2 separate regions of the Homo sapiens genome follow, and region 1 is linked to region 2. Evidence: chromatin contacts called from ENCODE Hi-C data. All regions are on one chromosome and are shown on one strand. The core of a region is the stretch at or near the end of the contact, and the rest is flanking DNA. Distances in the headings are between cores, read along the strand shown.

Region 1 (4,277 bases), core at 990-3,489, 1.4 Mb before region 2:
AGGCTGGAGTGCAGTGGCGTGATCTCGGCTCACTGCAACCTCCGCCTCCTGGGTTCAAGCGATTCTCCTGCCTCAGCCTCCCAAGTAGCTGGGACTACAGGCATGCGTCACCACGCCTGGCTTGTTTTTTTGTATTTTTAGTAGAGACGGGGTTTCACCATATTGGCCAGGTTGGTCTTGAACTCCTGACCTTGTGATCCGCCCACCTTGGCCTCCCAAAGTGCTAGGATGACCCCCTTTTATAAAACGTCCCATCATGTTAGCTCCATATAGTAGGGATTAGTGACATCAAATTCTTTTTGGGAATTTATAGTGGCACTAGGGGTAGCAGTATCATTTAACTGTGTGGCATGTTTGGGTAGGTAGCTTTTCTGTTTAAAAGTAATCACCCTTCCCCACCCAAGGGCAACTGTACTGGGGATGGAGGAGAGGTGTCAGCAGAAATTGCATTCTCAACATCTCAACTTCCTTGCTCCCTGCCTAAGTGCCTCCTGAACCATCAGCTTACTATAACTAAAGTTTCTTGTGTTCTCTTGATTTATCTCATGCTGTACCTGTGAAATATTTAGTTACCCTCATTCTCTCTTTTCTCTCTGTTTTCTAGAGCAACGACATAGGGCAGTGGAAAAAGAATGAGTTTTGGAGTCAAAACCCCTGTTATCTTGGAAAAGCCATTTAACTTCCTTGACCTTCAGTTTCATCTTGTGTAAAATCAGAATAATAATGCCAACCTTATAGAGTAATTTTGAAACTTTTTTTTTTTTTTTTTGAGTTAGAGTCTTCCTCTGTCACCCAGGCTGGAGTGCAGTGGCACGATCTCGGCTCACTGCAACCTCTGCCTCCCGGATTCAAGAGATTCTCCTGCCTCAGCCTCCTAAGTAGCTGGGATTACAGGCATACGCCACCACGCCTAACTAATTTTTGTGTTTTTAGTAGAGATGGGGTTTCACCATGTTGGCCAGGCTGATCTCGAACTCCTGGCCTCAAGTGATCCGCCCACCTTGTCCTCCCAAAGTGCTGGGATTACAGGTGTGAGCCACCATGGCAGCTGTAATTTTGAAACTTAATGAGGATGTATATTTAAGTGCTTTGCAAATTGTGTTTATAATGTATTTGTTATTTTTACTGTTTAATTGTCTGCCCCTACCCTGTTCTGGAGAATCTTGTACCATCATTAAAATAAGTAAATCCATAGTGCTATTAATCTTGGAACATTCTATGTGGAATTGCCCATATGAAAAGCAGTTTGATTATGACAGAATGCCAGGCAGCAGTGTTCCCATTGTGTTGAATAAATGGCATCCCCACAATCACAATCTCAAATACCAAAATCAACAAGGAAAATTCCAAGCAGCTGCCTTTATAACTTCTGATTTGTGGGCCACATTTGAAACCACAGTTTGATTTCTCAGTCTACAACATTTTAATTCATAGAGCAGGTCTTTCTCTATTAGCACATTCTCAAGATCTTTTGTTGATCTTGGTTTCAGTTGCTCTGGAGAACAACTGCCTTCCAAAGCTCCCTTTTAAAGTAAATTTTCTTTTTAATAGCTAATTCTATTTAGAGGTGGACCAAGCCAAGAATAGCCTCCAAGTTCAGTGACCATCTTTGCAGTCATATACAAGTGATGCAATCACAAAAAGAAAGAAACTTAATTTTATGCCGCTAGATATGAAAGACAGGTAGCTATGAATGCATGGCTCCAGGACCTTCTGCCATGTCAAATGAGCTAAACCCTTCCCCGAAAGCCAGCCAGGAAAACGTATGATACCATTTGCAATGGTAGAATGTTGCATGCTGTTCTTCTGTAATTATAATGGCCTGATCCGTGTGGAGTGGGTGAGTCCTGCTTAACAATCGTTAATCTACTGAGTCTTCGTATCAGCCTCCCATCTTGAGGAGCAGCAGTTCTTGGCTGGATGAGTCGGTCTTTGATTTCATTATAATAAGGATAGCTTTGTTAAAATTCCGCTGCGCAGTGGTGCCTAAGGATTCTGGGAAAAGGTTTTTCTTTTTATTTTCCCCTTTTTTTGCACGGTGGGGATGAATTGTTTCTCTCTCTTCCATCCCCTAGGTTACTGTTTGTGCTCTCCCTTGATCTCCTGCTTGTCCCTTTATTTCTCCACGTTGTGAAAGTTTCTTTCTGTGTGACCAGGAGTCTGTTTAGCAGACCATATTGTGAGTGAAGGGCCAGCGTTTGTTGCCTGATTTTGGCAACGCTGGGTAGTCAGCTGGGATGTAATTAAGACTCTGAGAACAGGCTGTCTTCTCCACGGGAAGGGCATGTTAGATGGTGCTGGGATTTGGGGCTGTCAGTTTGGCCAAGGATGGAGACAGAGAGCTAGGGACAGAGATATTTCCTTTCATTTATAATCCCTTTATGTACAGTGTGTGCACTTGGCAAAGTTTACATATAACCTAGTGGCTAGAGCTTACAAGCCAACGCAGTGAAATTAGCATATGTTACATGTATTTTTTAGTAATATTTTAAAGCAAGTGCATATTTCCAAAGTGAATTATGCATGGATGACAGCAATAGGGTTGTGTTGCACTGGGTGTCAAATCCCACAACTTTTTGTCGAGACTGTGGGTTTTACACTAAAAAGGCAGAAAGACTAAACGAAGTAAAACAGTTTTAATTTTTAACAGTTTGGTTCGGCCCAAGGAGCCGGGCTGTGACAGATATAACTGACATTTGAATAATTGGATTAATTTAGAGAAGGGCAAATCCGGTTTTGACGGTTGTGCTTGTGTGTACATCTTTTTTTATTATTATTTGCAGGAATGGAGTTGTGTGGTTTAAATATACACTTTTTGTGCTGCCTAGCAAATCTTGAGAAAACATCACAAAATTTATGAAATTATCATTTAATTAATTTGTTTTAATTTATATGTATGTATATGTGTGTGTTCACATATTATGCAGCCTTCATATGTATATAAAAGAAATTCACCATATATACTTGATTCGGGTCTATCAGTGATATACATATATACACATTGCACATACAAGCACATTGTATGTGCACTTAGGAACTTAGTAAATCCAGCTTGAGATAATGTGCATGACTTCATAGGATGTATAGAAAATGTGCAGACAAGGAAGCTCACTGTGACATTGGCAAGCCCCTTTCCTCCCCATATCAATGTGTTGCAAAACATCACAGTGCAGAAGCAGAAAAGCCTAATTTGGTATCTGGGGTATCAGTAGCCAAATTCTACATGGTTGATTCCTCAGTCCTAAGTTCCTTCAGATTCATATGGCTTTTTAAGTTTCATATATGAAGATAATCTTGGCAACATAAAACCAAGTACAGCACCATCATCGCCACCCTCCTCCAGAAATTCTGGTAATGAAATACACCATCTAAAATCAGCAGGCCAAGTCTAGGACTCGTGGCAGGCAGTCTTGAATTGTGGCTGTGGGCTGGCTCTAAGAGCCTTTTCCCCAGCAGGACATTAATAGACATTAACACTCTCGGACAAGAAGTGTTGATGTGTGGTTTATAATGTTAGCACCCAGTTAGGCAGGTATAACACATGCTGTAGGAATCTTGTACCAACACATGTGTGTGTTGAGTCAGATTAATGAGAACCATAAAAGGAGAGACATTTCACTTGAGCTGGGGACCTCATCCTATCCTTTTACCAAGTAAACCAGTGCTCAGCTGGGTGGCAGTGTCCTGGTGGGATGTTTTCAATATTAGCATAAGGAGGATATTTGAAAGTTTTGTTTTGCTTTGTTGTTATGTGATCATGAAGCCCAAACTGTTAGTCAGTACAGCACATTCAAACTCCTTTTCATCTAGTACTGTTTGGCTCAGAGGAAAGGAAACTTTCACGATATTCACAACTACACTATGGGGCAAAAGTTATTATTTTCCTCTCTCAGATTTACCTGACCCTTCTTCAAGTGTTTCTGAATGATTCTGAGACACTTTCTGGTTTACTTTGTAAATGGGGCAATGAAGCATTCTTATCTCCTGACTGGTTCTCCTTAGAGAATTCTCAAAGCCTTTTAAAATTGTGTGTTTTTCTGGGGCAGCCTTGAAAGTCCCAGGAGTGAAGTTGCCATCTGTCCTTTATATTAAAAGAATCTTCTGTATTGTATACCTGATGTGCTTGTCCCAGAGATAGATATTGTTAATTAAAGGACAGCATTTGTCCTTTATCTGAAATAACTCTCTTGCCTGAATAACAGTTTCCCAAGCCTTAGGAAACAGGTAAGGACATTCGGCCCAGAGCCCTGATGTTTACTAAAGGTCCTTGGTCCAGG
Region 2 (4,867 bases), core at 843-3,342:
AATAAATGTTTGTTTTTTTCAAGCAACCCAGTCTACAGTAATTTGTTATAGCAGCCTTGAAATGACTAAAACAGTGCATGTGGCTATTGTTAGAATAAAAGCACAATGCTAGCAGGAAATATCACTGTCACTACCTAGTGTTAATATTTCCTTCACAGTACCAGCTGTAGATAACAAGGTGAGAAAAGATGTTTTCTATTTTCTAAAGAAAAAAAGTGCTCAAGTTTAACTAGGTAATTAATTAATTCACAAGTGAATCCAAAGTGGGAGCGATTACTAAACAATGACTAATGGTAAAGAATAAACCCTAAGGTAAGTGATGATCAAGGAGATGAAACAGTTTTAGTTTAGAGTCCTATTACAATTCTATTTCAATATAAATAAGCTGACACCAGAAGCAAACAATTAACCCCAAAGCCACTGGCTGTTCATTAGCTAAGGAATAATTTTACATTTCATTATTATTCATGTTGGCTAAATTTCCATTAAAACCAATTTAGTAAACTGGCCCTCTGATGGGCTTGAAATTAATAGGAGGAAGAGAAGGCAGAGACGGAACCAAACAGAGGCCATTATTTAAGCATTCTAGGGACAGGGAATCTCATGGGGGCAGATTGCCACTTTAATTAAAAATAATGTCTCAATTCACTTTCAAAATGAGTATCTAGAAAATGTCTGGGAAATTTTCCCTGGCCAGGGTGTCTGGCTCATTCACCAAGTGGGTGATTTCTGCTGCTGGACTTTCTGACTGAGTGGAGAAATGGCCCGCTCGATCCTGGGTCAGCTTCCCCACATTCCCAGCTCTCTGCAGCGCAGTCTCCAGTGGGGAGGAAAGATGCTTGGAGCTCCTAAAATAGTCCCAGACCCTGGGTGTGAAAGCCACTGTTTCATTCTTTGGTCCAATAGACAGGCTTAATGACTTCTATTTAACATATAAATGTGACTGTAATACCAGTGCCTAATTGGCTCACATTTAAGGAACTTTCACTTTGGCCAAGCATGAACTAACTCCTTTAATTGTCCCAATCCCTCTAATGAGGTGAAGTCTATTATTATCCCCATTTTATAGTTGAGAAAGCTGAGACACACAGAGAGGAGGAGTAACTGATATTCCACGGCTAAGGTGGCACAGAGCTAGGGTTCAAACCCGTGTCATTGACTCTAGGTCTGTGTGCATAACTGCTAGGCCATGCTGCCTCTGGAAAAAAATAACAAAACAACTTGTGTTTTTTTTTTTTTTGGAAGTATCCAAATCAACAGAGCATAAATTACCTGGTCAGTTGCTTGTGGGAGAACAACGTGTGGGGGATTTGGAATGCCAGGGCAAGAACTTTGACCTTTACTCTTAGTGGCTTCCCAGAGTGCAGTATCCAGTCCCCTTGGGACCCATCAACAGAATTCAAAACAATATTTAGTAGTTATATTGTTTATTTTAAGGTTTATTATAAACAAATTTAACTTCATATATTATATAACTGGTAAAAAAGATAATTCTCATTTAAGAAAAAAATAATTTTTCACACTGCCCTGTAACCCTGTGTATCAGGCATTGTTCTAAGTGCTCTGTGTTTTAACTCTTAATCATTATAATAAGGCTGTATGACAGGCACTATTGTTTATTTTGCTTACAAATGAGGAAACTGAGGCACAGAGATGAACTTCTGCTAGATCTCACAGCCAGCAGACAGCAGAGCAGAGATTTGAACCTAGACACTTGTTTCCAGACTCTGTGCTCTTAACGATTGTGCTAAGTGATTAGGAGGAGAGGAGGTTGCAACATGGCGGAAATCATGATGGTGACTGACTCAGGTTGACACCTGCTGTGGGGATGTAGTCCATCATGTCCTCTTCACAAGGACTTCCGGGAGAGGTTGCCCAGAAGCCAGCTCGTGGCCATGCAAGGGGCATTGGCAGCAAAGCAGCACTTCTTAGCCAGCATGGCAGAATTCCCAGCACATTTCAAGGATCAGATGTCCACATCCGAGATGAACCCAGCCCTTGGTGTTCAAAATCACTTTAAGGGGAAGTAGAGCTTTTTCTTTCATGTACCTGGACCAGTAGTTCACTTACTCTGAAAGTCAAGAGGCCCCATGGACTGCCCAGCCCAGCTGCTGTGGAATGTGGCAGAGAAAGAGGGTGAGAGGGCCTGGATGACTCCCATGCTGGGAGTATTATGCAAACGTGGGAGAAAAAAACATGCTTCCTCTCCTGGCCTACAGGAGCGCTTGAAAGCCTGCTCATCTGCAAGCCCTAGGGCTGGACTCTACATCACAGCAGTGGATACTCCATCTCCATTGAGAACCCGATGACTGGTGAGTTTCCTACCTGGGTCGCCCTTACCTAGGATCCTCACTTCCACCTCAACCCACCTGCTTTCCTGTAAACCCCACGGAAGGAGAGGTTCTGTCATGAGCACTTCCCTGGTCCTGTGTAGTCACTAAGCATCTGATGCCTGATCCAGAAGAACAGAGTGACCACCAGCCCAGACTCGGTCACCAAAAGGACTTTCCTAGACTTGGTCACCAGCTTCAACTTTCCCAGCTTCCTACTAAATAGCCTTGGGCAAGCCCCACGAACCCCTTGTGCTTATTTTCTTCATATGTAAGGGGTGACAGCAGACCCACCTCACATGGATATTGTGAGGATTAAAGGGATAATGTATGGAAAATATTTAACCCAGTACTGGGCACACATTAAAAGCTAGATAAATAACAGCCACGACTCCTGACACTATTCATACAAGTTTCAAGTTTGATGGCCGAGATCTGGAGTTTGGAAACTTGCAAGCCTAATTTACAAGGCTACGACCCCCGCCTGTGTTGGGTTCTGCATGCAGCAGCTACTTCAACCTTCCAGACTTGATGCCATCTTCACTTTAATAGATCAGCTTTCCCTTTCTGGTCTTGACAAGTCCTTACTTTACCTAATGGGAGGCCACAAGGAGCAATTCTTTGAAAGGAAAGGGGGAGACATCCTTAGAAAGGCATCTAAAAAGCTGCCATTTCGGTGCCGAGAGAAGGCCATAGGCACTCTCTCAATGACACATGCACAAAAGCTCTTGTTGTGGACACAAATAAGAAAAGTTGAACCCCTCGCCCGGTGTAATTCACTTCATTTATTGACCCGAGTTCTCTCCCTGCAACCCTTGATTCCTTTGAATTTGTCAGCAGTTCAGAGACCCCTGGCATTCAACATGATTTGTAATGTAAATTATATAATTGTACTTTCACATATTTTAACATCAAATGAAATGATTGACTACAGAATCGGAGCTGTCTACAGGTGGGGGCCAATTACCATCTGAATAATCACAGTGCCACACAAGAATAGCATAGCCGCTGAGCGTGACATATTTTTATCTCTATGCATTTCAATGAAGTCAGGCTAGTACATAAAAGGTTATCACCTAGGAAACATATTTTCCTAAGCACAAGTTAAACATGCAAGTGAGATCAGCAAAGATATTCAATTTAGCCAGTCAACCCTAACCTATTAATATTTTAACAAAATCCAGGGAGGATAATTTTTTTCTTTGATCCCATTTCATGTGAGCAGCCGGGAAAGGGAAGAAAAATTAAAAACAAAATAGTCAAGCATACAGAATGAGGTTATGTATTAAGTGGGCTATTTAATGTTTCTGGCATTTCATAGCCCAGGGGAAAGTGTGGATGGATTTAACAATCAAGAGCTGTGTTCCCTTGGCCACAAAGTTCGAGAAACATAAAATAATCTATACTTCCAAGCTGACAAATCGTACCTGACACCCAGCTTCATCTCACCGGGACTCCTGAGATCAGCATTAATCATATGTTACAGGGAGTAAAAAGAAAAGTAAATCACACCACGCTGAAAAGTGAGATGGAAGGTCTTCGGGCAAGGATTTTAATCAATAATATGTGGGATGATAACCAGAAGCTATTGTTTTAATCTTCCAATATGAAAAGAAATAAATGCAAAACACGAAGCTACCAGGGGCCAAGCGGCTTCCATGATGCCTTGTAAGAACCAAAAACAGTTTGGCAGCTCAACTTTCTAGTTTGATTCATGACAACAAACTAACAAACGATTTCTTTTTAAAGAGACAGAGTCAAGTGCATTCTTCAGGTTTCCTGTTTCTGGAGCCTTAGCTATTGCTCAGGTCTCAGGACATGGGTTCTGGATTGCTTGGTTTTCCTTGTGCAGGTTTTTTCATGTTTTGCATGTCTGACATCTATTCATGCTTCTTCTCCTAACATCACCTCCTTTCTCCAGCCCCACCATCAGTTCTTGTGGTTTGGGCTGTGTTTTTACTAATGGTTCCAGAGAAAAACTGGTATAACAGTGATTAGATCAGGGATGGATATGTGCTGTATTTGAGCCCTGAAATGCAGGCGTGGGAGTTCATGGTAGTACTGTCATAAAAGAGGCTGTTGTGGTTTGAGGCTGTGTCCCCACAAAATTCACATGTTGAAGTCCTGACCCCCACTGCTCCATAATGTGACTTTATTTAGAAACAGGGTCATTGCTCATGAGATTAGTTAAGATGAAGTCACACTGGAGTAGGGTGGAACCCTAGTCCAATATGACTGGTGTCCTTATTAAAAGGGGAAATTTGGACAAAAACAGACATGCACACAGAGAGAATGCCATATGAAGATGAAGGCAGAGATTGAGGTGATACTGCTACAAGCTAAGGAATACCAGAGACTTCCAGGAATACCAGAGACTTCCAATAAATCACCGGTAGCCAGGGAAGACCGAAACAGCTCCCTCCTCACAGCCCTCAGAAGAAACCAACCCTGCTGATAACCTTGATCTCAGACTTCCAGCCTCCAGAACTGTAAGACGATCAGTTTCTGTTGATTAGGCCTCTCAGGGTGCGGTACCT

The links. A loop is a pair of places that touch in the nucleus more often than their neighbours do.
Region 1: a loop to region 2 is called in a map of Right ventricle myocardium inferior, with 3 times the contacts of the local background. The contact joins two enhancer-like sites. A Hi-C loop is called at or near these places in 2 of 168 maps with a recorded cell type or tissue (Right ventricle myocardium inferior and psoas muscle).

What each region holds. Positions count from the first base shown.
Region 1 is chr16:53,965,117-53,969,393 of GRCh38, forward strand. All of the region lies in intron 8 of FTO (FTO alpha-ketoglutarate dependent dioxygenase), which reads left to right. Among named protein-coding and RNA genes, the nearest start is that of FTO-IT1, 72 kb to the right of the region's middle. Within about 2 kb of position 2,240, at least 2 of the 41 ENCODE cell types and tissues checked have a DNase peak (open chromatin) inside an H3K27ac peak, as active enhancers do; they include psoas muscle, where a contact is called at or near this core.
Region 2 is chr16:55,387,724-55,392,590 of GRCh38, forward strand. No RefSeq gene overlaps it. Among named protein-coding and RNA genes, the nearest start is that of IRX6, 66 kb to the left of the region's middle. RefSeq lists an enhancer at 2,781-4,103. Within about 2 kb of position 2,093, at least 6 of the 41 ENCODE cell types and tissues checked have a DNase peak (open chromatin) inside an H3K27ac peak, as active enhancers do; they include psoas muscle, where a contact is called at or near this core.